Linked DNA regions of Mus musculus: regions 1 and 3 are each linked to region 2. The links are chromatin loops, found by intact Hi-C in ENCODE. Cell type or tissue: heart. All regions are shown on one strand. Links, peaks and the distances in the headings refer to the core of each region. The heading gives the core; the rest is flanking DNA.

Evidence for each region. Hi-C counts contacts between places; a loop is a spot of excess contacts. Peaks named below come from ENCODE experiments on the same cell type or tissue, not always from the same donor. Only the 100,000 strongest peaks of a DNase experiment are listed, where the experiment ranks them.
Region 1: a loop joins it to region 2, with 2.5 times the contacts of the local background. A loop is called at or near these places in 14 of 42 quality-filtered maps.
Region 3: it touches region 2 in a loop (6-fold over the local background); 5 of 42 quality-filtered maps call a loop at or near these places.

The regions. Positions count from the first base shown.
Region 1 is chr10:127,319,078-127,329,364 of GRCm38, reverse strand. Arhgap9 (Rho GTPase activating protein 9) reads right to left here and starts at 7,401. Exons shown (of 16, transcript NM_001285785.2): 1 at 6,934-7,401; 2 at 6,475-6,671; 3 at 4,166-4,246; 4 at 3,735-3,842; 5 at 3,463-3,521; 6 at 3,224-3,317; 7 at 2,938-3,033; 8 at 2,714-2,812; 9 at 2,351-2,492; 10 at 2,160-2,270; 11 at 1,629-1,727; 12 at 1,389-1,466; 13 at 1,218-1,271; 14 at 841-975; 1 more. The coding sequence starts at 7,249. In heart, for the core only: a CTCF peak has its summit at 4,711 (motif pointing left); DNase peaks (open chromatin) are centred at 2,354, 3,014, 4,694 and 5,654; H3K4me3 peaks cover 1,582 bases; H3K27ac peaks cover 1,257 bases; H3K27me3 peaks cover 6,610 bases.
Region 2 is chr10:127,167,866-127,177,716 of GRCm38, reverse strand. B4galnt1 (beta-1,4-N-acetyl-galactosaminyl transferase 1) reads right to left here. Exons shown (of 11, transcript NM_008080.5): 6 at 9,836-9,851; 7 at 7,875-7,973; 8 at 7,549-7,739; 9 at 6,986-7,126; 10 at 6,558-6,798; 11 at 5,377-6,101. The coding sequence ends at 5,884. Slc26a10 (solute carrier family 26, member 10) reads left to right here. Exons shown (of 18, transcript NM_177615.4): 6 at 548-630; 7 at 763-910; 8 at 1,032-1,145; 9 at 2,655-2,732; 10 at 2,816-2,911; 11 at 3,327-3,433; 12 at 3,549-3,618; 13 at 3,692-3,808; 14 at 3,909-3,912; 15 at 4,011-4,093; 16 at 4,181-4,235; 17 at 4,336-4,442; 18 at 5,141-6,324. The coding sequence ends at 5,179. Among named protein-coding and RNA genes, the nearest start is that of B4galnt1, 7.6 kb to the right of the region's middle. In heart, for the core only: CTCF peaks have their summits at 6,566 (motif pointing right) and 7,524; DNase peaks (open chromatin) are centred at 5,716 and 6,566; H3K4me3 peaks cover 1,596 bases; H3K27ac peaks cover 883 bases; H3K27me3 peaks cover 5,668 bases.
Region 3 is chr10:127,310,058-127,318,662 of GRCm38, reverse strand. It overlaps Mars1 (methionine-tRNA synthetase 1), which reads left to right and starts at 6,877. Exons shown (of 21, transcript NM_001003913.2): 1 at 6,877-7,142; 2 at 8,129-8,219; 3 at 8,365-8,443; 4 at 8,525-8,605. The coding sequence starts at 7,034. It also overlaps the pseudogene Gm6283. In heart, for the core only: no CTCF peak of the experiment used is centred there; DNase peaks (open chromatin) are centred at 4,902, 6,182 and 6,972; H3K4me3 peaks cover 1,927 bases; H3K27ac peaks cover 1,561 bases.

The DNA of each region.
Region 1 (10,287 bases), core at 1,634-9,633, 150 kb before region 2:
GAGATGGACCAGTGGAGGAACATTCAGGATGCAGTCTGGAGGCACAAGTGGGGTCCAAGTGCCTGACTCTCAGCTGCAGGGACAGCCCCTAGTGTCCTCTGTGCACTGTGGGAGGAGCACACTCTATGTGCCCAAGTACAGCTCAACCAAGGGAGCTACCCTGCCCCATGGAGACTAAGGCCAGGGAAGGAAGACCATCCTCTCACTTCTCCCACAGAGCCCTCCTTGTCTCCTTCTGCTCATTTCCTTCATTTGGCTGAGCTAGTCAAAGGCCCAGACACAAGTCAGTGCTTCCCTGTCCCCACCCTCCCTGGTCAGGGTCCCCAGTGAACACCCACTCCATCCTCACCAGCACGAACAAGGTTGCTGAGTCCCCCTGACCTGCACAGATGCTCCAGGATGTACTTCAGAGTGTCATGGTTGGGCCTCGGCAGCGAGTCTATTAATTTCTGGATTTTGGAGAGGCACTGCTCTGGCTCAGAAAGTTCTGGGGAGGGTAAAGGCAAGGACAGGGAGTGAACTTGGGGAAAGGGTTACAACCAGGTGTGTAAATTCACTCTTTCCCATGTCCCCTGATGGTATCACTTGTCTGGTACTTGTGGGCCTTACACACAGTAAGCTTGCCTTGCTGCAGAACCAAAGCCCTCCACTCTTCCACAAAGCCCAACATCAACTCTTAGCAAACATTCACACACATATCCCCACCCTCCGAGAATAATTCAGAGGGTTACCATATAAATTATTTTCTATCCCCAGTAAAGTCAGAAGGGACCCTCTGTTCTCTTCTTTACTACATGCCCGCCCACGTCAGGGGTGTTATCTGAAGCCCTCAACCCTTACCAAGGGCATCACGAAAGTCAGGCAGCAACAATGCAGGCACCAGAGGCTGTGGCAGCTCCCGGAAAAAAAGCTTCAAAGCTCCGGTGACCACGTGAATATCATCCCATTCGGCACTGTCTAAATCTAATTTGCCTTCTAGAAGGGGGGGCGGGGGGGGGTAAGAGGTTCCTCGAGTTGAAGGTTCAGGAGAGCCAGAGAATTCCTGACTCAAAGGCTAGGAATTCTGGGTAAATACAATCAAAGCCAGGTCACAAGAATGTGGGGATGGTCCATAGTAGAGCATAGTAGGACAACAAATGAAGGGTAGGGTCAAGGACATGGGGGATTAATTGGAGTATAAAGCTGTTTTTTTTTTTTTGAGCTTCCCATGTAAGTACCTTGTCCTGCCTGTTCTGGGAACATGTATCTCCCATCAGAGGTCACTGCCCGTTCTGCAACATACAGGAGAGACCAGTAGCTTAGGCATGCGGTTCCAACTCCCTCACTCAGAACCACTCTGGGTTCTGAGGTGTTGGAGGCGGTGTGGACTTCCTCCCAAGTTGTCTCACCTCTGTCTACCAGGAAGCGGAGTTTCTGGACCACGGCCAGGTTCCCACTCACCCGGTAAATACCATCCACGTCTAGACCTAGGAGACAAGGATGAGGTCTCTAACGCTAAAATATGTATGGGAGTGGTCTGAGGGAGAGAGGGGTCAGGAGGAAGGCAGGGATGGGGGCAAAGGACTGGAGCATGGGGAAGGGGAGGTTTCAGAGGCGCGGGTGTTGGGGGGTGTCTTCGGAAAAATAACCTTTTTTATCCACGGCCTCAACACAAAGCCGGACAAAGCTGGGCACGGTGTCCCCTTCCCGTTGGCACAGCGACTCCAACTGGCAGCCAAAAACCTGGTCTGCAGAGGAAGGGAGTGAGGTGGGGAGTTGGCTGCTACCTGGGAGCAAGTAGGCCCTCCCTCTGACCTGCAAACAACGGGGGATGAGGGTGGGCAGTGGGGGTTGGGGGAGGCAGGGGCGGACTCAGACTGGAATCTAGCTCTGGAAATTCTACTTTGAGCCTCACTAGAGTTTTAGTTAATGCTAAGATCAGGGATATAAAAGATCTGAAAACTGACTTATCAGGCCAGGCATGGTGCCTCTTACCTGTTATCCCTACAACACTAAGCAGGCTGAGGCAGGAGGATTGCCTAACTTTGAGTAAAGCCTGATATAAATACCGAAAGCCTGTTTCTACAATAATAAAATCCGAAAACAAAATCTACACAAAATAAAGACTCTAGTAAAGCCGATACGAAGAGCAGCGCCCCAGCGGGCCCAGCCCACCCTACCTCGGAACAGACCCCGCTCTTGTAGGCTCTGCAAGGTTGGTCTCTTGGCGATTAGCCGCTTTAACTTGTTCCGCACGCGGTTCTTCTGGTCAGTGCCCTCTGCACACCGACCTGCAAAACCCAGGACAGTGAGCTGAGGGGAGGACCCATTCCCTGCACCCCAGCCCGGCCAGCTCCGGTCCGCTTCGTACTGGAAGTTCTGCGGCTGCCAAGCCGCATCAGGGACTTGGACACCGGTTCCGATTCCAATTCGTCATCCTCACCAGCGCTCAGCTCGGCCAGCTCGGCGGGTCCGGAGCCCGACAGACGCAGCTCCAGGGGGTTCTCCCGATCCTAGACCCGGGCGGCCGGGGTAGGAGGTTGGACAGGAGAACATCTGCACCCCCACCTCGGTGCCAGAGCCCCACATTCCAGCAGGAGTCAAAGGCAGGGCTCTATCGGAGACTTCCTTGTCCGATACCCATAGCCCTTCCCTAGCTCTCTTGGCCCACGGGGGGTCCCCCCTTCCGGGGTCTCGCCTCCCGGGTGCCTTCCAGGGTCTGCACCCTTCTAACCAGCCGCTCGATGACAGTCCGCAGCGCGCGGTGCCAGTCTCGCAGCTCGGTCTCCTCGTCCGACTGCAGCAGGAACTCATGTCCCGGGACCGTGCGGATCTGGGAGTGGAGGGTAGGGGAGCCGGGCGGGGGAAAGGCGAGTGTTAGCTAGGAGTGCCTAAAACGCTGCGAGGACGAGCGACCTCGGGTCACCCTGTCTTTGGGGACGCGCGGAAGACACTCACGTGCAGGACGTTCCGGCGGCTGGACAGCTGGCGCCCGCTGGCCAGGGCCGCCCCGCGCAGGTCCACGCTACTCTCCGGCCGGCTCCCAGCCCGCGCCTGGCAATTATGAGAGAAACTGAGGCAAAGAGTTTTGTTTCCTCACCGCTTCCCTCTCCAGGGAGGTGAGCTGCTTCCTCTTTCCTGTACCTTCCTCTCCATTTCCTTCCTCGCCGCCTCCGCCTCAGTCGGCCTGAGGCGCAAACCAGTAACCCCAAACCCTTGCAGCACCCCCCTGGCCGATACTCACCCAGCCTTGGAGGGATGCAGACTGCGGTGGCCGCTCTCGGTAAAACACAAGGCTGCTACCAGTTAACACCACCCAAGCAGGGCCCCAGTTCTTCCTGTGGGGGAGGAGAGGAAGGAGGAGAGGTAGTTAAAAGGTCATTTTAGAATTTCACCTGGAGTGCCTGAGCTCCCCGCACCATTACGGCTTTCTACCCTGTGAAATCCACCAGCCCAGACCCCGGGCATATTCTGAGCTCTCACCTGAGTTTGCGCCCTCCTTGAGCAATCTTGGTCATGTTGAGCAGGCCTGACCTTTCTTCCTGGGAAGGGTATGGAGTACCGTCTGTAAGCCACCCTGTGCCACCCACAGCCGCCAGAGTTTCTAAGGAATCTACCAGAAGTGGGGACCGTTAAAGTTTGGGGTGGGGGAGACCAGAGAAGCGCAAACACCCAGAAAGAAAATGCTTCAGAGGAGCAGGTGTTGCAGGGTTATGCAGAAAGGATCTTGGCATTCGAAGACAGGAAGTACTCACCACGTGGGGGTCATCCAGGAGCTGTGGCAGAGCTGAACAGGGCCTCAAGGCTCCCGGCTGTTCAGAGAGAGCAAGCCATGGGACGCTTTGGCTGAGGCTTGGTAAACCCTGAGGGTGGGAGATTGAAACAGGAAGAAGAACCTTCGGTTTAGAGGTCCCAGGCCGTAGAAGGAATAGGGGAAAGGTCATAAAAAGTTAACTTTGGGGGCTGGAGAGATGGTTCAGCGGTTAAGAGCACTGACTGCTCTTCCAAAGGTCCTGAGTTCAAATCCCAGCAACTACATGGTGGCTCACAACCTATCTGTAAAGAGATCTGATGCCCTCTTCTGGGGTGTCTGAAGACAGCTATAAGGTACTTACATATAATAAATAAATCTAAAAATATAAATTTAACTTTTTAACATGTGACTGAGAAGTGGGAGGGTTCTCACCTGTGGATCGAGCCATTCCTGAGGCTGTAGGGCACTGCTGTCCCTAGTCAAAGTCTCTGTCTGCTCCATGGAGCCCGGTTTCTGAGTTTAGGGGAAGACAAAGCAACATCTGGATGCTACCTCCACTGTTCTTAACACTTCTCACAAAATTCCTCTTTCTTCTGACCTTCTGAGAGCCCCAGAGAGAAACGGAGAACAGAAGATGGAGGGGAAACAGGAGGGGAGGGCCGCACACGAGCGCCATCCCCAGGTGGGGTCCAGGCGCTACTGGCATTGTTAGGGCCGAAGTCTGTGTCCTGGCAGCTCTAGAAATCTAAGCTCTGTTAATTGTCCCCAGTAATCAATCAAAGAGACAATGCTAAAGGACAAAGAAAGATATATGTGGGTTTAGAGCACTGGCTACCTTCTGGAGGGGCGGGGCGGGGCGGGGCGGGATGGGGAGGGGCGGGTGCTGGCTGGGTTTTCAACATCCTCATTAGGGCTGAAGTTTGCTGTAAATCCAGTTCCAGGAGGCCTGACACCCTCTTCTGGCCTCTGAGAGCACTGCATGCAGGTGTTAATAGGAGCATACATGCAGGCAAAACACCTATACATACAAAATGTGGCCGCAGTGAGAGCAGATCAGTCTTATAAATAGATCCGATGATCCCCAATTCTGCTTTTAGGGTTCTAACATGCAGTTCAGGTTTGAATAGGTTTAGTCAAGCGGTAATCACAAAGCCAGGCATGGTGATGCCCACCTTCAATCTCAGCACTTGGGAGGCAAAGACAGACAGATCTCAGTGAGTTCAAAGCCAGCCTGGTCTTCATAGTGAGTTTCAGGGGAGCCAGAACTAGGAGCTACATAGGGAGACCCTGTCTCAAAAAAAAAAAAAAAGGTAATTGTAATTAGGCAGTCCTGGTAAAGGCATGGTCCTTGTTCATCTTTGTCCCAGCTCCGTCTCTGCCACAGGAAGGTCTGAAGAGGTGTCAGAACACTGTGAACCGTCTTCCTGGGAGACAAGTTCCGTTTCTGGCTGGGATCAGGACCCCAACCTTGTATTCCCCAGCATAAGACTCTTGGGGTAATTCTAATTCCTTGGGGTCCATGCCTCAATGGTCTGAGAGCTGAAGAAAGAGACACTCAGTGCCTTTCTCTTTAGAATTCTGTTGGGAGCTGCTCGCAGCCATTCAGCCTCCTGTAATGCATGCGAGGGGATGCAAGGGCTTCGGACCAGGGACCCTGGACGTCGGAGAAGGCCCGCCAGATTACAGTACACAGGGAGCTGTGACAGGATGTGATCCTGCCTGCCCCAGGAGCGAGAAGCTGGGAAAGAGGAGAAAACTTATTCTGCCCCTGTCCCTCCCGATCTCTCTCCCATTTACTCACGGTCAGCTCCGGGCCCGGGGGGGGCCCTGGTACATGGGTAGAAACCCCAGTCCCTGGCTGTTTTTTAAAAAATTCTTCCCCTCACAGTCTTTGCTCTTCTCCTCACTTCCTGTTGCCAACTTCCCTCCTCCCCCACGCAACCCCGCCCCAGAGCTGCAGGAAAGGGGAACAGGCTTTTTTTTTGGGGGGGGGGAGGAGAGAGTGACCTGTCCTCACACCATCGAGAGTAAAAGAAGACACCAAGAAGTGAGAGACTACGCTAGAGCTAGGGAAGAGAAAGACTTGTTATACACCCGTGAAAGAGAGAGTGTACACTGGGCTTGCTCGTAATCCCAGCAACCCCAGCGTTTGGGAGGCTGAGGCAGGACAGCTGCTGGAGTTTGAGGTCGGTCTGAACTACAAAAGGAAGCGGGGCGAGTTGGGCCTACTGCGGACTAAGACCCCTGGCTCAAAATACAACTGACAACAGAGTGGGGGAGGGGCTGACCAAGGCACTCAGTGTTAGAAGGAACTTGCTAGTGTCCTGACTTGAAGACAGGACTTTAGGACAAACCTTGCCCTGGGCTAGGAGTTAGAACTGGAGAAAAGCAGTCTGCTGACATTCCTTTGGCTGTACTGGATACCCTGTTCCTCCAGGGCCTCTGTAACTCGACTGTCCTTTCTCATCCCCTACGTTGCTTATGGCCACTCTTCCTGCTCCTGCGAGATCTTCTCAGAGCACCTCAGCCTCTTCTCCTCATTGTGTCCATCTGTCCCCCTCTCCCCTCCTCTCTGATCTTTAAGGGAGGGGTGTTGTCTGTGTCCCCCTCTCCTACCTTCAGTACTTAAGGGAGGGAGGCTGTGTCCAGTTCACCACTTCACATAGATCCCGCCCCACCCTGCTGTAGTGCAGGCGGCCGACCAAGCTCTGAGTTATGCTCCAGGAAGCTCTGTAACTCACCACAGCAACTTCTGTCATCCACCAGTGAGACCTTTCTCCTGGCCCTTCCTTGAAGGATTTCAGGGAGCAGGCCTTCACATTGCCCGTGCTGACACTTTTGCACATCTTGTGGGGATGGTGAAGAGGCTGCCCAGAAGCAACCTGGGGTTCCTGAGGCAGATAGAGCTCCTCCAGGGAGCCATGATACAGCTTTGTCCCTGGAAAGAGAGATGTGAAGGAGTGGCAGGTGAGGACAGATATGACCTTGGGAATTGTCTAGGAATGCAGGGCAAGGCTGCCGGGAAGTGACACGGGCCCTAGAGCTAAGAGTGTAAAGGGGACGCCACAGTGGCTTGGGTGAGAACTAGGCTTATCAAAGGAGTCCGCAGAAGGTAAGACAGAGTAGTGCTCTCAGCGCTCAAGCGGGAAGAGTCAGAGAGTCGGAAAGGTGAAGAGGGGGGAGGCTCAAAGCTTACTTACCAGGAGTCCAGAGGGAGCTGTTGTAGGTAGTGTCTGCTGGGTTGTGGCAGCAGATTGATTCCTCTGTCATGTATGCAGCTGGAACAAAGATGGGCCGAGAGCTGGGGGGTGCGCCCAGACGCCTCGCCAGCCACCAGTCTGAGTTGGTCTTTCGAAGCAGTAGGAACCTGTCACCTTCAGCCAGAGACACCTGCCGGCCATCTGCCCCAGTGTAAGTGAACGGATAGAGGGCGCAGAGCTGGGGTCCCTGAGAAGGGCTTTGTAGACTCAGCCCTAGATTTCCCCAGATACTTGGCCACCACCGGCCTGAGAACATGGTGGCTGGCACTGTCACCTATAGGAAAAGGGGGTGCTGAAGTTCCAGAAGGAAATAGGAGCTGGTGCCTCCGTACAGAAGGGCATGGTTTGAAGAGTGTGTGTGAGCGTGTGTGTTTTTGTGTGTGTGTGTGTGTGTGTGTGTGTGTGTGTGTGTGTGTGTGTGTGTGTGCAGGACCCTTAGGGCGAGAGGAAGAGGGGAGAGAGATCAGCACAGGTTTGGGGGGGGTCCAACTTCTGTGTGATGTGTCTGTTGAGGAAGTGTATAAATAAGGTGAGAGAGGATGTGGTCAGCAGCCTACCCAGCAAGCAAGGCAGGGAATCTGAGAAGACAACCTAGCTTGGTGATCTTTAGATACCTTGTCGAGGTTACCTGATGTTCCAGGGTCAGAAAGACCTGATCCTGGATGTTGAAGGGAGCCCTGAGCTGCACATAAGGAGGAAGAGGAGGAGGAGGAGGAGGAGCCAGGCTAAGAGCAGAACACAGACAAAAGTACAGGTGACAATGATGAAGGGAAGGTTATGCCATGACCCGTTTTTAAGCTCACACAGGCCTCAGTGTTCCTGTGACCACCCAAACTGCCTCAGACTCGAAGCTTTGTGTTTCCTGTGCAGACAGACAACCAGAAAAACTAAAAAAACAAGCGAGCAGGAAAGGAAAAAAGAAGAGTGCATATCTCCTTCAGCCCCGTCTAGGACACATTAGGGCGCATGATCTATGCATCAACCTTCTGGAGGGGTCCCCGGGTTTATTATGGGGCTCCGTCCATTTGCAATTCTTGTTGTATGTGTGAGTGTTTGGTCTGTGTGTATGTCTCAGCACCATCCAAATGTCTGCTGCCCAAGGAGGCCAGAAGACGGTGTTGGATCCCTGGGATCAACAGTTACAGGCGGTTGTGAACCCTCATGTGGGTACTGGGAATTGAACCAGGGTTCTCTGGAAGAGCAGCCAGAGCTCTTAACTGCCAAGCCATCTCTCCAGCCTTTTTTATTTCTATGCTTAACAAGAACTGGTTGAGGACTGTCTCCTGTGTGGAAGGAGCCGTCAAGAACTAGAAATGACAAAGGGATGAGCTCCTTAGCAGCTTAGGGGGCCAGACCTTAACTGACCTTAACACAGGAAATTTACTAACTGCAGCTGAATTGGAGACCGTGCACACACGGTACAGAAGTCGATGTAGTGGCTCACGCCTTCAACCCAGCACTCAGGAGGCAGGGGCAGGTGCATCTCTATGAGTTTGAGGCCAGCATTATCTACATAGTGAGTTCTAGGGCTGGAGAGATGGCTTGGTGGTTAAGGGCACTGACTGCTCTTCCAAAGACCCTGAGTTCAATCCCCAGTAACCACATGGAGGCTCACGACCATCTGTGATGGGATCCGACACCCTCTTCTGGTGTGTCTGAAGACAGCTACAGTGTACTCATAATAAATAAGTAAATAATTCTTTTTTTTAAAAAAGATTTATTTATTTATTATATGTAAGTACACTGTATCTGTCTTCAGACACTCCAGAAGAGGGCGTTAGATCTCATTACCGGTGGGTCACCATGTGGTTGTGGGATTTGAACTCAGGACCTATGGAAGAGCAGTCAGTGCTCTTATCTGCTGAGCCATCTCGCCAGCCCATAAATAATTCTTTTTTAAAAACAAACAAACAAACAAACAAACAAACAACATCTAGTTAGTTCCAGGACAGCCAGAGCTATATAGTAAGACTCTGTCTCAAAAATAAATAAAAACATCATGAGAGGTGTTTGGAGACTGACGTCACCTGATGTCGCCCTTTCCCTAGCCGGCAGAGGAACTGACTAGCCTGGGAGTGCCGAGCATCAGAAGCAAACTTCTCAATTCTTTGCTTTTCCTCCACTGAGTGGTGTAAGGTTTTTAGTTTCTGCTTGCAGAGCTGGAGTAGAGGGTGAGTGCCTCTTCGCTCTGGTGATGCGAGACAGCCAAGCCAGCTCCCCTCCCCTGACGTAATCCAAGGTCTGACAGGCTGGTCCTCACCCTCCAGGACCTACTCCCTTAGGTTCTCTCTGTTTCACTGTGGGAAGCATGCCCCCTTCTCTTCCTTCCCTTATCCAGAGGCTGATTTTACCTGTGTGTTCATTCAGATATTTAAAATTATCTTTTTGTTTGCTTGTCTTTCAAGACAGAGTTTCTCTGTGTAACAGTCCTGCCTGGCTGTCTGGAACTAGCTCTATAGACTAGGCTAGCCTGGAACTCACAGAGATCCACCTGCCTCTGCCTCCCAGTGCTGGGATTCAGAACTACCCATCATACCTGACAAAATTAGCTTTCTGTTTGTCTGTTTGTTTGTTTGATTTAAATTATTTTTTCTGGCCCGGCTCACTCCAGCCTATCTATTTATTATATATGAGTACACTGTAGCTATCTTCAGACACCCCAGAAGAGGGCATCAGATCTCATTACAGATGGTTGTGAGCCACCATGTGGTGGCTGGGATTTGAACTCAGGACCTCTGGAAGAGCAGCCAGTGCTCTTAACCCCTGAGCCATCTCTCCAGCTCCCTCCCCCCCCCTTTTTTTTTTTTCCGAGACAGGGTTTCTTTGTATAGCCCTGGCTGTCCTGGAACTTACTTTGTAGACCAGGCTGGCCTCGAACTCAGAAATCTGCCTGCCTCTGCCTCCTGAGTGCTGGGATTAAAGGCGTGAGCCACCACGCCCAACTCCCCCTTTTGTTTTTAAATTAGCTTTTTTTTTAAAAGCCAATATTATTAGTCCCAGCACTTGGGAGGCATAGGCAGGAGAATCTCTGTGAGTTCAAGGCCACCTGGATCTACAGAGCTAGTTCTAGGACAGCCAGGGCTACACAGAGAAACCCTGTCGGTAAAAACCAAACACCAAAAATAAAAAAAACAAAAAACGTTCATTATTACTCTTCAGTCCAGGCTGACCTAGAACTCACTACATGGCCCAGGCTGGCTTCAAATTCATGGGAACCATCACTGCAGCACCCTGAATATGGAGAGTGCAACTGTGTATCTCACTGTAAATGTGCATCTCCTCATTGACATTTGG
Region 2 (9,851 bases), core at 1,852-9,851:
AGGCCTCTCTTTGCTCCTCTCCTTCCTTCCCACTGCACTTTTTCTCTCCTCGGGGACCCTCACTGTAATTCCTTTCACTGCCCGCCCAGATAACTCCTCCAGTGTAAATGAATGCCACAGCTTTCCACAGGCAACTCACATGTGCTCTCCGCTTAGAATGGCTCACTTGGCTCAAGTGTGTCTTTTGTGTCCATCAATCCCAAAGGACCTCCTCTTAGATCCTTTGTCCCTCTCTCCGGGCAAACACGGACTCTTCCTTCAGTGTAGGTGAGTTAGTCTGTGGCCTCATCAGCTGCTACACTCTAGAGAGGCCCCCACACTCGCAAAGGGATTCTCTTTCATGTTAAACCTCTTTCTTCTAAACCGGGCAGTGGTGGCACACGCACTTGTGAGGCAGGCGGATTTCTGAGTTCGAGGCCAGTCTACAAAGTGAGTTCCAGGACAGCCTGTCTCAAAAACAAAACAAAACAAACAAACAAACAAAAACCCAACACAAACACACACACAAAAACAAACAAAACGAAACAAAAGGTGTGATCGTTTTCAGGTGCTTCTGGCTACGGTGCTCTGCTTCACCTCTTCCCTGGACACAAGATACAATGTCCAGGTAGTGGGACCATTGCCTGGAGGGTAAGAGAAAGACTTCGCCCACCTCTCCCAAGATACCCCTCCCCTGCCCCGCCCCTTCCTGTTTCCTGTCTCCTCTGTTCCCTGTAGCACCGGCGGCGGACCCACCCTTATCCTGGCTTTCTCCTTCCCTAGATTTCCCCAACCCCTCCTCCCCACCCTGGATGAGCTGCCCAGGATACTGGCCGACTCCCTGCCTATCTCGTTGGTGACTTTTGCTGTGTCCACCTCTCTGGCCTCCATCTATGCAGACAAGTACAGCTACACTATTGAGCCCAATCAGGTGTGACTTAATTGTGAATGTCATCCCTTTTCAGAGTTAAGCCCCTTAGCCTCACTCCTCCCCACCCCACCCCACCCCGTGCCTACGTCTTCCCCATCTTCATCCTGCTGTGTCCTTCTAGGAACTCCTGGCCCACGGTGTCTCCAACCTCATTTCTTCTCTCTTCTCTTGCTTTCCCAACTCGGCCACACTGGCTACAACCAGCTTATTAGTGGATGCTGGTGGGAATACACAGGTAAGGGTATCCTTGAGAGGATGAGGAGAAAGGATGGGACATTCAACAGGGGTGGCAGGAGAGAGTGGGGAACAGGTGGATAACCCAGGATTTAGCATCTACATATTCCAGGATGGTAATGGGATTATGAAGAGGAGGGTTAGACAATAACGGAACTCCATGAGGACCTCTGTTGGCCGTAAGCAAAAGCTACAATGCCTCAGACCTGATTAAAAATAAAAACAGTAACATCAAGGTGTTGTATTACATACCCAGAGTTCTGGAACTAGGAAGGCTGACAGAGCAGAGGATTGTCTGGGGCTCAAGGCAGGCTGGGGCACATAGTGACTGTGGAAAGGGGACTGCCACCATTCTGTGGAGATGGCTCAGTGGTTAAAGCAGAAGCATTAGCACAGGGGTTCAAGCCTCCAGGTCCATGGGTATGGTGACCTGTCTAGAAGGCAGGGATGGGGGCAGGAACCCAAGAGCTTTGGGTTCAGCTGAGAGATCCTGCCTCGATGAATAAGGTGATGGGGGAGGAGGCCCAGTGTGGAATTCTACAAGAACTGGGACACAGGTATGTTGTCCCTGCACACACTTGTGCTTCTACGCACATTCAAACACACACACACATACCTATAAATGTAGGAGATAAAATAATTCTGATGGTTCTCATAAGGATCTCAAAAACAAAACAAAACAAATCAAAACAAAATAAAACCAAAACCTTCGGGTTGGAGAGATGGCTCAGCAGTTAAGAGCACTGGCCACTTTTCCAGAGGTCCTGAGTTCAATTCCCAGCAACCACATGGTGGCTCACAACCATCTGTAATGGGATCTGATGCCCTCTTTGTTTGTTTATTTGTTTGTTTCGAGACAGGGTTTCTCTGTGTAGCTCTGGATGTCCTGGAACTCACTCTGTAGACCAGGCTGGCTTTGAACTCAGAAATCCACCTGCCTCTGCCTCCCAAGTGTTGGGATAAAAGGTGTACACCACCATTTCCCTGCCAGATGCCCTCTTCTGGTGTGTCTGAAGACAGCGACAGTGTAGTCATGTACATAAAATAAATAAACCTTTTAAAAACCCAAAAACCAAAACAACCAAACCACAACAGTAAACAAAAAGAAAGAATGGTTACATACCACTCCTACCTTTATATGTTTTGTTTTCCCTGCTATATCCTACACAGATGGCTAGCCTGCTTCTCAAAGCATCAGTACCAAAAGACCTTTGCAGATGGCGATGGGCTATAAGAATGGGGAGGTTGAACTGTGCACATCTGGGAGGGACTGGCAAGTGATAGACATTTAGCTGGGGGGAGGGGTTAAGTGTGATTGGCAGAACATCAAGAACGGGGTGAGAAGGGCATTTTCTGTGTTGATGGAGTTTTGGGAGGAAGGAGACTTTTCTGGGGGAGGAGGGAGAGTTTTGAAGAAGATGAGACAGGCTAGTCGGCCAGGGAGAGAAGCTCCCACTCGGGTCGGGGTGGAGGAGTCTCCCTGTCTTGTCTCTGTCTTTCCTTCCTGCAGCTGGCAGGCCTCTTCTCCTGCGCAGTGGTCCTGGCAGCGCTGCTGTGGCTGAGGCCCTTCTTCTACTACCTGCCCAAGGTAGGGTGGGAAAGAGGTGCACGCTCGCTGCGTGTGTGAGTGGAACCTTTGTCCTGACAAAGGCCTATCTTCTCCATCTCAAGGCTGTCCTGGCTTGCATCAATATCTCCAGCATGCGCCAGATGTTCTTCCAGATGCAAGAACTTCCGCAGCTCTGGCACATCAGCCATGTGGACTTTGTGAGAAATGGCAATATGCCAGGTTGCTAACCCCCCAAGCGCCCCGGTTTTGCCATGGACCAAAGTTGACCACCCTAAATTCTTTAATCCGTGCAACCTCCAACATACAGACCTCATACATACATTGGGGGAAAGGAGAGGGTGGGATGTGATTCGCCATGCCTGCGTGTTTGTTTGGAGGTATTTTGGAGTGGGTTCTGAAGATTGAACCCAGAACCTCATAAATATTAGGAGAGTTCCCTACCACTGAACTACACCCCCAATCCAGACTCCCGGGTTGCCCAGGGTCTGGTGTTATATTTGGTGTGTAGGCTTAAGTGAACTCGTCTGTCCACCACGCTTCCTTTCCCTTGCTCATATTTGTCCTTGAACCTCCGTTCCTTCTGGAGAATCCACCCATATCCATGTCCCTCAGGCTGTGTGGATAGTCACGTGGGTGGCTGTCGTGACCCTGAATGTGGACCTGGGCCTGGCTGTGGGTGTGGTCGTCTCCATGATGACAGTGGTCTGCAGAACTCAGAGGTGAGCAGAGATGGGCACCAAATGAGGGAAGGGGGATAGGTACCCTGTGGTGACTACAGCCAGGCTAGACCAGGCCAGGCTGAGGCTGGGACTCTGACTTGAGCTTCTTTCCTAGGGTGCAGTGCCTGGAGCTTGGATTGGCTGAGGGGACGGAGCTCTACAGGCCAATCAGAGAGAGCCGTAAGGTGGGTGGGCTGTATATAGCCTAAGAAGGCAGGAGTGATCAGACAGGCCGTTTCTAACAGTCTTACCCCTTAGCTCCTCCAAGTTCCAGGTCTTTGTATCCTGAGTTATCCAGCACCCCTCTACTTTGCAACCCGTGGGCAGTTCCACCGAATCTTGGAGTGGCATCTGGGGCTTGGAGAAAGAATCAAGGTGAGGATTTTGGTGGAGGAGGAACGTGGACCCTCTGGGTTTGGGAGGCCAGTGGGTTCTGAGGATGGCACTTATGTGATCTTGTTGTCTTTGTTTACAGCCAGGTAGTGTACCTGACAAAGGTGAGGTGGGCTGACAGAGGGAGAGAGATTCGGTCATGAACCACGGAGTTGGCTGGCACATCTGCTTCCTCCCTCCTTAGGTGCTGAGCCTGTCAGAGTGGCGATCCTAGACTTCAGTGGTATCACTTTTGTAGATGCTGCAGGGGCCCGGGAAGTGGTCCAGGTGAGGGAGTGGTCAAACTCAGGAAAAGCTCCCAGTCATCCCTCTTGCACCCTCGATTTGGGTTTAACCCCTCTTTGATTCCTGCAGCTCACCAGGCGGTGCCAGGACGATGGGATCTACCTTCTCTTGGCTCAGTGTAATGGTTCGTGGAGTGAAGAATAGAGGGTTGGGAGGTGGAGGACTGACTGGACACTTGTAGGGTGGATGTAGAGGCCCCAGCCCCTGACACTTTTCCCACACAGCCTTGGTGCTCGAGACCTTGACCCGGGCGAGACTCCTGGATAGCGTGTCTCCAGAACAACTCTTTGTGAGTGTCCAGGATGCTGCTGCACATGCACTGGAGAGGCTGGTAAGGGGGAGGAGCATCAAGAGTGGGAGCCAGGAGGTGCTGGGCTAGAGTATGGAATAGATGAGGACCTGGGGACAGGGATTCAGAGAAGGGACTGAGGAAGATCAAGGGGGAAGTAGAGAGAAGCTGCCTAGTAGATTGGAGGGCAGGGGCAGGCACATCTGTGATCCCCCAGCACATGGGAGGCAGAGGCAGGAGCATTTCTATGAGTCTGAGACCAGCCTGGTCTAGGGCAGTCAGAGCTACATAGAGAGACCCTACCTCAAAACCCAAATGAACCAATCTATCCATCCATCCAACAAACAAACAAACAAACAAACAAACAAACAACCTAGCCAAGTTCAAGAGTCTGGGGCAGGCTGGTGAGATGGCTCAGCGGGTAAGAGCACTGACTGCTCTTCCAAAGGTCCCCAGTTCAAGTCCCAGCAACCACATGGTGGCTCACAACCACCCATAATGAGATCTGATGCCATCCTCTGGTGTGACTGAAGTCAACTACAGTAGAATAATATTATATATTATATTAATAATATACAATAATAAAAATAAATATTAAAAAAAAAGAGTCTGGGGCACCCTTTACCAAGGGTGGAGAACTGAACTAAGGTTTCCAAAGGGGTGACATGCTACCAGATTACTGGTAGGTCTCAGGGAATATGGTACCCAATATTCCCTAACTGTCCACTTTTCTTCTCCAGAAACCTACTGGCCCAAAGATTTGCACGGTGTGGGTCTGACCATGCACTTAGAGTGTGAGAGGGCCCAACAGTCCGCGTGTGAGGAAGGCCACGGTCCTTGAGCTCCCCCCACCCCAATGCAACCAATAAAATGAAGCCGAGAATACCAGAAGCCCGTGGAGTGGGTCTCGGCATCTACACGTGGAGCTCTCCCATCCCCCCACAAGCCCCGCCACACCCAAAGTACCACAGAGACACAAGTAAAAATGGCTTTCACCGTGTGTTCACCAGCCCCACAGAACTACAGTCACAGTGCTTTCTGTGGGGGTATGTGGGAGCCGGTACACACGGTGCTGGATCCAGAGCTGGGGTGGGGTGCATGTCCCTGGGGTTGCAAATTGGGAGTTTCCCTGCCCACCTCGGGAGGTGAGAGTGTTTCCACTTGAGGGTCTTAGAGTCCTTCTGGGCTCTTTGGCACTTGGAAAGTGAACCTCCCCATTTCCTGCCCCATAGGAATGGGGTTGTGGGAGGACTTGGCACTGGCTGTGGGGGGAAGAGGATATGGCTCCATCGGGCCTCTGGTCGCTCACAGAAAGGAAGGGTGTCACCAGGACAAGCCCCTGTTAGGAATCAGATTGGTGGAGAGGATCGGGAAGCCAGGGTGTTCATCAGTGGGGTGCACAGGGATGGAGGTGGTGGTGGATAATCCTGGAAGGAACAAGGAGGCAGGCCCAGCCTGACAGTGTGAAGGCCCAAATCAGACGTCACTCGGCGGTCATGCACTGTAGCCGGTGTTTGAAGAAGAGTAGGCGATGTTTGGCCACTTGACTTTGGTCCAGTGATCCCGGGTACCGGTAACGGGCATAAGTTTCAGCTCCTGGGTCTTTTGCTGTCCACGGCAGCTTCACCTTCGATGCATGATCCACAACAACATCAGAGCAGGAGCCAACACGAAGGAAACCAAGTCCATCCAGGAAGAATTCTGGGGTGAGGGTGGGGAGAGCAACGGTTAAAAGCTCCTGAGGGGAGAGACGGCAATCCTTACGCTGAACTGAAATACAGGGCTCAGAGGGCAGCTAAGGAAAAACTATGTTGCTGAGGACACTCTAGCTTCTTTTGCTCTGATTTACTCTCGTGTGGGGTTCATTTCAATAAATACCAGTTCACTCCCTCTGAGTAGGGTCTGAACTGGGGAAGCAGCTGGCAGAAAGGTAACCTTTGCAGTGGAGAGGAAGTTCAAGGCTGACCGGCACCTGCGCTGTGTGAGGTGTTAAGTGGGATGTCCGGCAGAAGGAAGTGGAGGTTTCAAGTGCAGACCTTTGTCAGCCTCTCTAAACTGCTCTAGGGAAAGCGCAGAGGGTGGTGGGAGGGTTCAAGTGGCAGAACCGCGCCTGGTCCTTCCCATTCCTACGCACTGCCAGGAGGGGGCGCCGCTCACCCAGATGTGCCACCCGGTTGAGGCGTGGGTCAAAGCCCACTTGGCGCACTTTGTCTGTGCGCGCCAGGAAGAAGTTGACCACGCCGTCTGTGACCACACAACTTGGGAAGCCAACGAGCTCGTGGTGGAAGCCCTGCTTTTGCCGGAAGCAGTTCCCAAGGCCTGGGGCGCCCGGCTCCACACTCAGCAGCTGCCGGTAGGTGGTAGCGTAGCCCGAGATCTCCCGCACCGCGCCCCCTACCTGCAGGAGGCGAGAGGATGCTCCAGCTAAGACCAGGTCCCCGAGAGTAGAACGCTTCCTCCCCGCGCCCCTGCCCCACCCTCGCCCTATCGAAACACACAGGGCCCACACTACCCCCCAGACTCGCTTCACCTTTGGACGTCCCGCTCTCCCGTCTCCCACCCCACATCCGGCTCTCCTCCCCTACCAGGTCCAGGGGCGTCTTCTCGAGCACGTCCACAAGCTTCTCCAGCCGCGTGCGCGCCGTGAAGACAAAGTCGTCGTCCACCCACAGCACGTATTTGGTGGTTACTTGGGACACCGCCAGGTTCCGACCTGCGAACCAACCCTAGAAGAGTTGTATATGGTTGGGAACAGAAAAAGCCTGACATCTTTTTCCCTCTCCCCGCACTCAAAACAGCCTGTGTCCTGCTCTAGACTTCTTAGAGCTTTCCGATGACCGGAAACTAGGTTTAAAACTTCCCAGAGGGTCCCAACCCTTTTCCTAGACATTTTGAGCCCTTTGGGGGAAGGGTCTTGTATTTCATTGCTTCGTGCATACATCCATTGTATTGCTATAGGTATTAAGCACCATTTCAAGAATGCGGAACGAATAAGATAGGCAGGATTCCTGATTCCGAAGCCCTTGTGATAGGCACACATTTGTTTGAGGGAAGTGGTCCTTAATCAGCACCCTGGAAGCTGTTGGCTGAGGCACGCCCCCTTCCCAGAGTCCTCTGGCGCCCCCGCTCTGCTTTGCGGGCAGCGCACCTTGCCGAAGGGCATGAAGTAGTGCTCCACGTGTGGGTCGCTAATGCGCTCCGGTTTGTCACTGTCGTCAGCGATGACTATGGTGACCGTAGGGTAAAAGCGTCGGATGCTGGCAATGAGTGTCCGTAGTCGATCATAACGAAGAAAAGTCTTGGTGGCAATGGTAACCAGAGCACTGATGTTGTACTCGGCTGAAAGCAAGGTGTATTGGCCAGTGTGAGGGGGCGGGCGGGGGTGGGGGGAGAAAGAGTGGGAAAGCAGCCCCACCCCCACCCCCAGGGCCAACCCCCTCTTTACTTTCCTAATCCCTGGAGCCTCAGCCTCACCTCCTTGGGGTAGGGATGATGGTGGGTACAGCCGGGGGTTGGGAGGGTGTCTTACGAGGATGGTGAAGGCAACTTCATGTCCCTTGGTGGAGAACCGGACTGGGAAGAAAGGAGGTGGAATTGGGCCCTTAAGGCTAGAAGAGCACTCTCCTTTCAGCGGCCAGTATTTAAACTCTTAATCTGTGTTCTGCCTTTTCAGGCCTTGGTGGGCAAGATCATACCGTTCTGACTTCTGTGGAGCTTGCATGTTGTTTTGTGGTATTAGGAATTGAACTTAGAGACTAACACGTGCTTGGCAAGCACTCTACCGCCCAGCTGGGAACACCCAGCTCTCCTCCCAGCACCATGGTTGCGGAGGATGACCTTAAATTTTTGGAACCTCCTGCCTGTGCCTATTGAGTGCGATTGCAGGTGTTATTATCTACAGATGTCTCCTAAGGAGAGACATCATGTAGGGGTGCCAGCATCTGTGCAGTGCTGGGAACTCAACCCCTGGTCTTGTGCATGCTAGGTATAGCATGGTATCCGTTGAGCTACAGCTTCTGCCCAGAAACCTTACAGCTTAGGAGGTGGAACAAAGACAATGAGATTCTCGACGCCTCCCACCCCACTTTGGTTTCTCGAGTCTGGGTCTTGCTTTGTAGCCCTGGCTGGTTTGGTACTTATTGCATATAACCCAGGCTTGTTCCAACACTAAGGCAATTCTACCTGTCTCAGTTTCCTAAGTGCTAGGATTATATAGATAAACATCACCACACATAGATAAAAGATAACTTTTTAAAAAAGTTAATCTTTACAGCCGGGCAGTGGTGGCGCACGCCTTTAATCCCAGCACTTGGGAGGCAGAGGCAGGTGGATTTCTGAGTTCGAGGCCAGCCTGGTCTACAGAGTGAGTTCCAGGACAGCCAGGGCTACACAGAGAGACCCTGTCTCGAAAAACAAAACAGAACAAGTTAATCTTTACTGAGCATTTACTACATGCCTCACACACACACACACACACACACACACACACACACACACATGCACGCTCTTGCTATGTAGCCTAGGCTACCCTTGAAATTTCTCTCCTCCTCCTATGGCTTCCCAAGTACGAACATTACAGGCATGGATCACTATACTTTCCTCTGTGCTGCACAGATTTAAATTTTTCTGTAAATTGGGTGTGGTGGCATACATCTGTAATCCTGGGATTTGGGAGGTAGCAACACCAAGGAGCAGGAATCAGGCTCTGCTGAATAGTGAGTCTGAAGCCAGACAGAGCTAAATAAATGAGATGGTTTTCAAAACAAAACAAAACAAAACAAAAAAATTGAAAATGTGTTCTAAATAGATGAAGCCATTTAATCTTCATGGTAATCTTACTAGATAAACTATTGCAGGAAACTAAGCTTAGGCACAGAAAAGTAAATTGTCCATATTTTACAACGTCAAAGCTTAGGCTGAGTAAATAAGAAACGTCTAGTGTAAAAGCGGAGGCAAGGGACATTGTTTCAAGCAAACAGGAGACGTCTGAGCCCAGATGTAAACATCAAGAGGGAGCCAACCTTGAAAGCAAACAAACAAACTTAGGCAAAAACATTCCTGAAAACGGCAGATGCAAAGGCCCTAAGGTAGGCGCAGGTTCAGAAAAGCCAGTTTTGGAGAAAAAAAGGAGGAAGGGTGAGGGAGCTTGGCAAGGTAAGTGTTGGGCTAGAAACAGCCAGGAACAGGTCACTTCCTGGAGCCGTGATGACAGACAGAAGTGGGAATGCTCTCCAGCTCTGGTTTCTCCCTGGCCTGTTTTGGCCCTAGATAAACAAAGGCTCCTCTGACTCCTGGCCCTGCTGGCCCACTTGCAACATTCATTGTGTGTCTAGGCTGTTCTGGCCATTGCCCGAGGGCCTCCCACACGTGGTCATTTGCTTTTCTGGTTCTTTCTGTTCTCTCAGTCTGTCCCTACCCCTCCTCGGGCCTCCCACCTGTGTCTGCTGTGTT
Region 3 (8,605 bases), core at 606-8,605, 140 kb before region 2:
CGCTTTTATTGTCTTTGAAACTTTTCCAAATCCTCTCTCTTTATGATAATGACCTTTTACCAGGCTCTTAAGTTACCAGGTACCTACCAGGAGTGTATGTGGGGGTGTGGGTGGGTGTTTCACTACCTGCAAATGCCAGTGTTTAGGAGGCTGAGGGGAGAGGGTGAAGGCCAGTCTGTGCTCTACAGTCAAAGCTTGGCCTCCAAGGCAGTGCACAGTGTGCCTCTCCATCTCTCCTCTGCCTCCTGCTCTCTACCCTTTCTCTAAGTTCTTGGAGTTGCCTACACAAGTGATCTTCACTACTTCACTTCTCCCCCTTTCTAAGGAGACTCCTCCACTCTGCACAGGCAGTGTAATCCTGGGGCTGTTTGATGGTTCAGTGGCACACAGCCCAACTGATCTCTGCTGCTGTCCTCTCCTGTTCCCCTTGTGGCTGATGCTTCTCTGCACCACGAGGGAGAAACTTCCTCCACCCGCCCACCCATTCCTTAAACCACAAAACCCCATCTGAGCTGTGTCCTTTGTGTTTCCTTCGAGATCTTACTCTCTCAAATGGCCTCTGTATCCTGCTATGCACTGTATCTCCAGTCCAGATCTTTCTCTGGGTCTCTGGTCTTATTTGCTGTCCACCTAAAAACGCCACAAGTATTTCACAGGTGCTATAAATTCTGTTTGTACCAAATTGAACATGTTAAACTTCCCTACAAATCTCTTTCTCTTCCTGTGATGGTTTGTATATGTTTGGCCCAGGAAGTGTGGCCTTGTTGGAGTGGGTGCATCACTGTGGGTGTGGGCTTTAAGACCCTCATCCTAGCTGCATGGATGCCAGTATTCTGCTAGCAGCCTTCAGATGAAGATGTAGAATTTTCAGCTCCTCCTGCACCATGCCTGCCGGGATGCTGCCATGTTCCTGCCTTGATGATAATGGACTGAACCTCTGAACCTGTAAGCCAGTCCCAAATTAAATAATGGCTTGGTCATGGTGTCTGTTCACAGCAGTAAAACCCTAACTAAGACACTTTCAGAGCTGATATTCAGCTTTTAGACTTAAATTTAATAAATATCAGTTGAGTCCTTGTTAATACTTATGCTAGGCAGGACCATGCTGATTGTGATGATAAGTAGGGGCTGGTACTCTCTTCTACACTAAAGTGTAGTGTGATAAGACTCACTGTGGTGGAGACAGTACCAGCATCTGATAGAGAAGCACGTGCCCCGTTGTGCCTGCAGAACCCCAGCTGCTTTTTGCCTTTCTCCTCTCCACTCACAGTGTTTCAACTGATTATCAAACACTGAAATTTGTATTTTTCCAAGTCCTCTCCCTCCACTTTGCTGGCAATTGAACCCAAGGCCTTCTGTAGAGCAGACAAGATTTTTCTTACTGAGTCACATTCTAGTCCTTGTATTTATTTTATTTTCTAAAGACGGGGGCTTGGAGCTGGAGAGATGGCTCAGCGGTTAAGAGCACTAACTGCTCTTCCAGAGGTCCTGAGTTCGATTCCCAGCAACCACATGGTGGCTTACAACCATCTGTAATGGGATCAGATGCCCTCTTCTGGTGTGTCTGAAGACAGCTACAGTGTGCTCATTATATACATAAAATAAATAAAGCTTTAAAAAAAAAAGGGCCAGGCATGGTGGCGCATGCCTTTAATCCCAGCACTTGGGAGGCAGAGGCAGGCGGATTTCTGAGTTCAAGGCTAGCCTGGTCTACAAAGTGAATTCCAGGACAGCTAGGACTATACAGAGAAACCCTGTCTCAAAAAAAAAAAAAAATGGTGTCTCACTATGTAGACCTGGCTAACCTGGAGCTCACTCTGTTGACCAGACTGGCCTCAAACTCACAGAAATCTGCCTGCCTCTGCTATCTGGGTGCTTGGGTTAAACCCACCACACCAGCCTAGCCCTTGAAATTTTAGGAAGGGTCTTGCTATGTGGCTCAGGACTGAAGAAACCACTCGCTCAGCAGTTAAAAGCATTGGCCGTTCAGTTCCCACGTAGTGGCTTTTCATCACCCTTTGTAACTTCAGTTCCAGAGATCCAACACTCTCTTCTGACCTCTATGGGGCACCAAGTACTCATGTGGTGCAGACACACACATGCAATCGAAACATCTATACACATAGCACTTATCCTAAGGAGGAAAATATTATTTTGAGATAGGGTTGCACGTAGCCCAGGCTGGCCTTGAACTGACTATGTAGGTGAAAATGACCTTTAACTCCTGATGCTTCTGTACCCCAAGTTTTGGAACTCTAGGCTTATACAGTGTCTGGCTTTTCTAATTTTATAAACGTGTGTGAGTGTACATGAGTGCTGGAAACCAAACCCTGACCTTCTGCAAGAACAAACGCTCTTAGCCAGTGAGCCACGGCTCCAGTCCCCATAATTGTCATTTTTGGCCTAGTACTTCCTTTATAGCCTGAGGCTGACCCTGAACTCACTGTTCAATTCTTCTGCCCCTGCCTACTGCGTATCAGGATTACAGGCCTGCCCCACCAGACCTGGAACTCTCCTCTCCCCAGGTCTTATCTGCTACCATCAAAAAGTCTGGAATCTTGAAAAATTAAATTTTTTTTTTGATTATGTGTCTCTCTGTGTGTGCCTGTGTGGGCATGTTTGTGTGTATCAGTGAGGGCATGTGTTTGTGTGTGTGTACGTGTGTGTGTGTGTGTGTGTGTGTGTGTGTGTGTGTGTGTGTGTATCAGTGTGGGCATGTGTGTGTGTGTATCAGTGTGGGCATGTGTGTGTGTGTGTATCAGTGTGGGCATGTGTGTGTGTATGTGAATGTTGGTGCCTGTGGAGTCTAGAACAAGGCATCAGATCCCACAGGGCTAGAATTACAAGCAGTTGTGAGTGTCTCGGTGTGAATGCTAGGATCCCCAATCCTCTGTAAGGATCTCTACAGTACACTCTTAACCACGAGCCCTCTCTCCAGCTCCTTCATTTATTATTTATATTTACTTTCGGGGTGTGTGTGTGTGTGTGTGTGTGTGTGTGTAGGTTAGAGGAAAGCTTTCAGGAGCTGTTTCTACCCTGTGGGTCCCGGGGATTGACTTCAAGGTATCAGGCTTGTTTCTTGGGGCAAGCACCTTTAATATAATTTGGGGTCTGTTGAGACAGGGTTTCACTGTGTATCTCAGATTAGCCTTTGAACTCATTCTGTATCCTAAATGGTCTCAAACTTGGAGCAATCTTCTGTCTTGGTCTGCTGGTTGGTTATTGGTGTGAGAGACATGTCCACTGGATATTGTTATATTGGTTTTTCAACACAGGGTTTTTCTGTGTGTAGTCCTGACTGTCCTGGAACTCACTGGGTAGACAAGGCTGGCATCAAAATCGAAGAGTTTCAGAGACACACACAAAATCCCAGTTCACACTCTGGCTGAGAGCACTGACTGCTCTTCCAGAGGTCCTGTGTTCAATTCCCAGCAACCACATGGTGGCTCACAACCATCTATAATGGGATCTGATGCCCTCTTCTGGCATGTGGGTATATATGCAGGCAGAACACTGTGCATAAAAAACAAGCCTTAGGGGGCTGGAGAGATGGCTCAGAGGTTAAGAACACTGACTGCTCTTCCAAAGGTCCTGAGTTCAAATCCCAGCAACCACATGATGACTCACAACCACCTGTAATGAGATCTGATGCACTCTTCTGGCACATCTGAAGACAGCTACAATGTACTTACATATAATAAATAGATAAATATTGGTTTGCTTGTTTGTTTGTTTTTTTTTTTTTCGAGACAGGGTTTCTCTGTATAGCCCTGGCTGTCCTGGAACTCACTCTGTAGACCAGGCTGGCCTCGAACTCAGAAATCCGCCTGCCTCTGCCTCCCGAGTGCTGGGATTAAAGGCGTGTGCCACCACCCCCTCGCTCATAAATCTTAAAAAAAAAAAAAAAAAGCCTTAAAAAGAAACATGTGCCACTACAGCTAGCCACCCTGTATTGGTTTTGGAGCCAGCCAGATGGCTTATCAGGAAAAGATGCTAGCAGTGAAGTCCTGGAGACCCACACAGAGATAGAAGATGAGCCTCGTGTGCTGGTACATGCCTTTGATGCCAGCACTTGGGAAGCCCAGGCAAGTCTATTGCTGTAAGGGCCAGACCATCGTGGTTTGCCTAGCAAGTTCTAGGAAAGTCTGAGCTACAAAATGTAAAGACTGTGGCTCAAAAAAACAAAACAAAAGCAAAGAAAGGTGAGTACCAACTCTACAAAGTTATCTTCTGACCTCCACACAAGCACCACAGCTGTGTGCCCACCTTGTGCATACACACATACTGGTTTTTGTTGGTTTTGTTTGTTTGTTTTTGGGAAGGGGACAGTGAGCTTTATTGATGGTATTCAAAGAGAGTAAGACTCCCTAAGCCTCTTCCATCATCTTTGGGGGCTGGAATGGAAACTGTGAGGGGGATGCTCAGTGTCCCGAGTTGGGACAGGGACTCCTCAGCAACCGAGGGCCTCTCTCTTGCTCTCAGTGTCCTTGCTGGGGTGGGTGGCCCAGGGTTTCTTACTCTTTGGAGGTCATGTAGCCCATGAGGCCCACCACCCTGTTGCTATAGTCGAATTCACTGTCATACCAGGAAATGAGCTTGACAAAGTTGTCATTGAGAGCAATGCCAGCCCTGGCATCAAAGGTGGAAGAGTGGGAGTTGCTGTTGACATCACAGGAGAAAACCTGGTCCTCAGTGTAGCCCAGGATGCCCTTTAGTGGTCCCTCAAATGCCTGCTTTGCCACCTTCTTGATGTCATCATACTTGCCAGGTTTCTCCAGGTGGCATGTCAGATCCACAACGGATACATTGGGGGTAGGAACATGGAAGGCCATGCCAGTGAGCTTCCCGTTCAGCTCTGGGATGACCTTGCCCACAGCCTTGGCAGCACCAGTGGATGCAGGGATGATGTTCTGGGCAGCCCCAAGGCCATCACACCACAGCTTTCCAGAGGGGCCATCCACAGTCTCTGAGTGGCAGCGATAGCATGGACCGAGGTCATGAGCCCTTCCATGATGCCAAAGTTGTCATGGATGATCTTGGCCAGGGTGGCTAAGCAGTTGGTGGTGCAGGATGCATTGCTGACAATCTTGCGTGAGTTGTCATATTTCTGGTGGGTCACACCCATCACAAACATGGGGCATCAGCAGAGGGGCAGAGATGATGACCCTTTGGCCCCACCCTTCAAGTGGGCCCCAGCCTTCTCCATGGTGGTGAAGACACCAGTAGACCCCACAACATACTCAGCACCGGCATCACCACATTTGATGTTAGTGGGATCTCTTCCCAGAAGATAGTGATGGGCTTCCCGTTGATGACAAGCTTCCCTTTCTCAGCCTTGACCATGCCATTGAACTTGCTATGAGTAGAGTCATACTGGAATATGTAGACCATGTAGTTGAGGTCCATAAATGGGTTGTTGATGGCAATCTCCACTTTGCCAACTGCAGAGCAGAAGGCAGCCCTGGTAACCAGGCACCCATTACGGCCAAATCCATTCACACCGACCTTCACCATCCTGTCTACAGGACGAGGCTGGCACTGTATGAGAAGAGCCTCATACTTTTTTTTTTTAAAGATAAGATATCCCTTTGCATGTGTTTATTTGGCTTTGTTGCGAAATCTCTCACTTCCCCCTCAATTTGACCTTTTGTAGCATAACTCTCATCTCCCTTTGCTGTGATTGTCTAGCTATATGTAAATGGAAGACTAGTGCATTTTCACTTTTATGTCAGGGCTTGCTTGGTTTATTTTTGTTTTTTTTTAATGTGTATCAAGGTCTTGCCTGCAAGTTGAGTGTACTATTTTTGGGCAGGTCTATGGAGGCCAGAAGAGGCACTAGTGTTACAGAAGGTTGTGATCTGCCTGTCATGTGTGTGCTTGGATGAGCATCAAGTGCTCCCGAACCAGAGTTATCTCTAAACCCCTTATTTTTAATTAAGAACAAAATAAAACAAAACAAAAACCACACACTTTTTTTTTTTGAGACTAGGTTTATAAAGACCAGGATAGCTTTGAACTCAAAGAGATCCAACTGCCTTCGCCTTCTGAGTCCTGGAATTAAGGGAGTGTCCCACCACACCCAACTCCTTTTTCTTTTATTTGTAAGGGGTTTCGAGTGCAGGGAGGTCTCTGCACCACATGCATGCAGTAATCATGAAGACCAGAAGAGGGCGCATGATTCCCCTAGGACTCAAGTTACAGACAACTGTCAACCATGCAAATGGGTCAAAGGAGAGTCCAGGAAAAGGACAGCCTGGCCTGTGTTCTCCGCTGAGCCATCTTTCCAGGCTTCCTCACTGATTTACTGACAGATCCCTAGTAGCTTAGGCTGGCTTGCAATAGAGGATAACGTCGAATTTATGATAATTTTATCACCACCTCTTCAACGCTGGGATTACAGGAGTGGACACACCACCACACAGTGTTGTGTACCGGGGGTGAACCCAGCGGTTTGCACATGCTAAGCAAACGCTTACTAACTAAACTACATTCCCAATTCCTAAGTAATAAAGGTTCGCGAGCCACATCCTTTGTGGCTGATGGACAGCCACATTAATTTCCACGTTGACACTAAAGTTTGCTCACAGTTCCCCAACTGATTTTTAATCTTGTAGCTAAATGCATCGCCACGCTCTCGGACTACCCGCACACAAACCAATTAAAAACTCCGATCCTTAACAACTTGAATCGGCGCGTGCGATACCACTTCAACGACCAGTAAGGAATCAGAAAATGCCACCCATCGCGTCGTCTCCATCGGATCGCTTTACAGCGGCCGACTTCAACAGTTCAAAGGACCCTCTCGGAGCCGGCCGACCCAGAGTGCCACGCTAGCCCGCACCGTCAACTTCCGGGTCTCGTTGGTAACCATTTCCTGTTTCGTAATGGTGCGTGATGGGATGAGTAGTCGGCTTTCCTGGAGCCTACCGCGAGCGTCCGGCCGACACAGAACTCCATTTCCCGACGTGCCTTGCAGCTTAACCCAGGAGCGGGAGGCCGGTTCCGATTGCATCAGCGTGGGCTCCGAGGCACGATGAGACTGTTCGTGAGCGAGGGTTCCCCGGGGAGCCTGCCCGTGCTGGCTGCGGCCGCGAGGGCCCGGGGTCGGGCGGAGCTGCTCATCAGCACCGTAGGCCCCGAAGGTACTGGAGTGGCTGCCGGTGGGCGGCGGGTGAGGGGTGTTCATCTCACAGTTGTTTGCCAGGCTCCAGTGCCCGTTCCCCAATCGACTCAACGTTAACTTTAGTCACGCCAACCTTTGTTTCCGTAACCCTTCTGAAGTTAGTTCCCTTAGTTACCCTCACTGTACTCTTCAAACCTCGTTTTAAGTCTCCCCTCTGGTTAGTTTTCCAGGACCCACCTATCATGGCAACTCCCTCTCAGCCCGGTCACTCTCGCGATCACCTCCAACCTCCCGTGTCGTTTTGGGGAAGCCCCTTTCTCCTTCCAGGACCTCAGTACAGACATGTGCACACTCAGTCCTTGAAGTTTATTGCGTATTCCCAGACAACTTTTTTGGGTGACTTTCTAAGAGTTGTCTGGTCAGATCCTCCCTGACAGCTTGACTGCAGCACTATTCTATACCTCTCTGTAGACTCTACCTCTTGTTTGCAGTTGGCAGTCTCAACTGAACACTAGCTGGCCCCTCTAGCATATTCCACCACCACCCCTCCCCGGTTAGTGTTCTTACCTTCGAAACTGTAGATTGAAAACCCAGGCCTCCAGCACACAATGTGACGTCAAATCATTTCTTTTAAGATTTACTTATTTATTTAATGTATATATGAGTACACCGTAGCTGTACTGATGGTTGTGAGCCATCATGTGGTTGCTGGGAATTTGAATTCAGGACTTCTGCTGGCTCCTGTCAACCCCGCTTGCTCTGGTCAACCCCGCTTGCTCAGGCTGCGCCCCGCCTTATATCTAAGTACACTGCAGCTATCTTCAGATTTACTGGAGGAGGGTGTCAGATCTCATTACGGGTGGTTGTGAGCCACCATGTGGTTGCTGGAAATTGAACTCAGGACCTTCGGAAGGGCAGTCAGTGCTCTTTAACAGCCGAGCCATCTCTCCAGCCTCCTCATTTATTTTCTTACCCCTGATTTTCACCCATTTTCCTCTGTCTCAGAGTGTGTGGTACCATTCCTTACCCGGCCTAAGGTCCCTGTCTTGCAGCTGGATAGTGGCAACTACCTCTTCTCTGCTAGTGCAATCTGCCGGTCAGTATTGGTTCTTGGTGTGGGGAGGTGCCCAAATCAGGGTGAATCACTAATCTTTCTGTGACCTTATTTGCAAATACTGTTCTACTGTGGGTTCATCCATGAACTAGACAGATGCTTCAACTTACTTTCTCTCCCTGGGCAGATATTTTTTTCTGTTATGTGGCTGGGAACAAGATGATCTCACCAACCAGTGGCTGGAATGGGAGGCAACAGAACTGCAGGTGAATCCGTGTATCAGGGAGGTGAGGGCAGCCTGTCCTTCCTCTGTATGAACATCCTGACCCATTTCCCCTGCATTTTAGCCAGTTCTGTCTGCTGCCCTACACTGTCTAGTGGTTCAAGGCAAGAAAGGGGAAGATATACTTGGCCCACTTCGGAGAGTC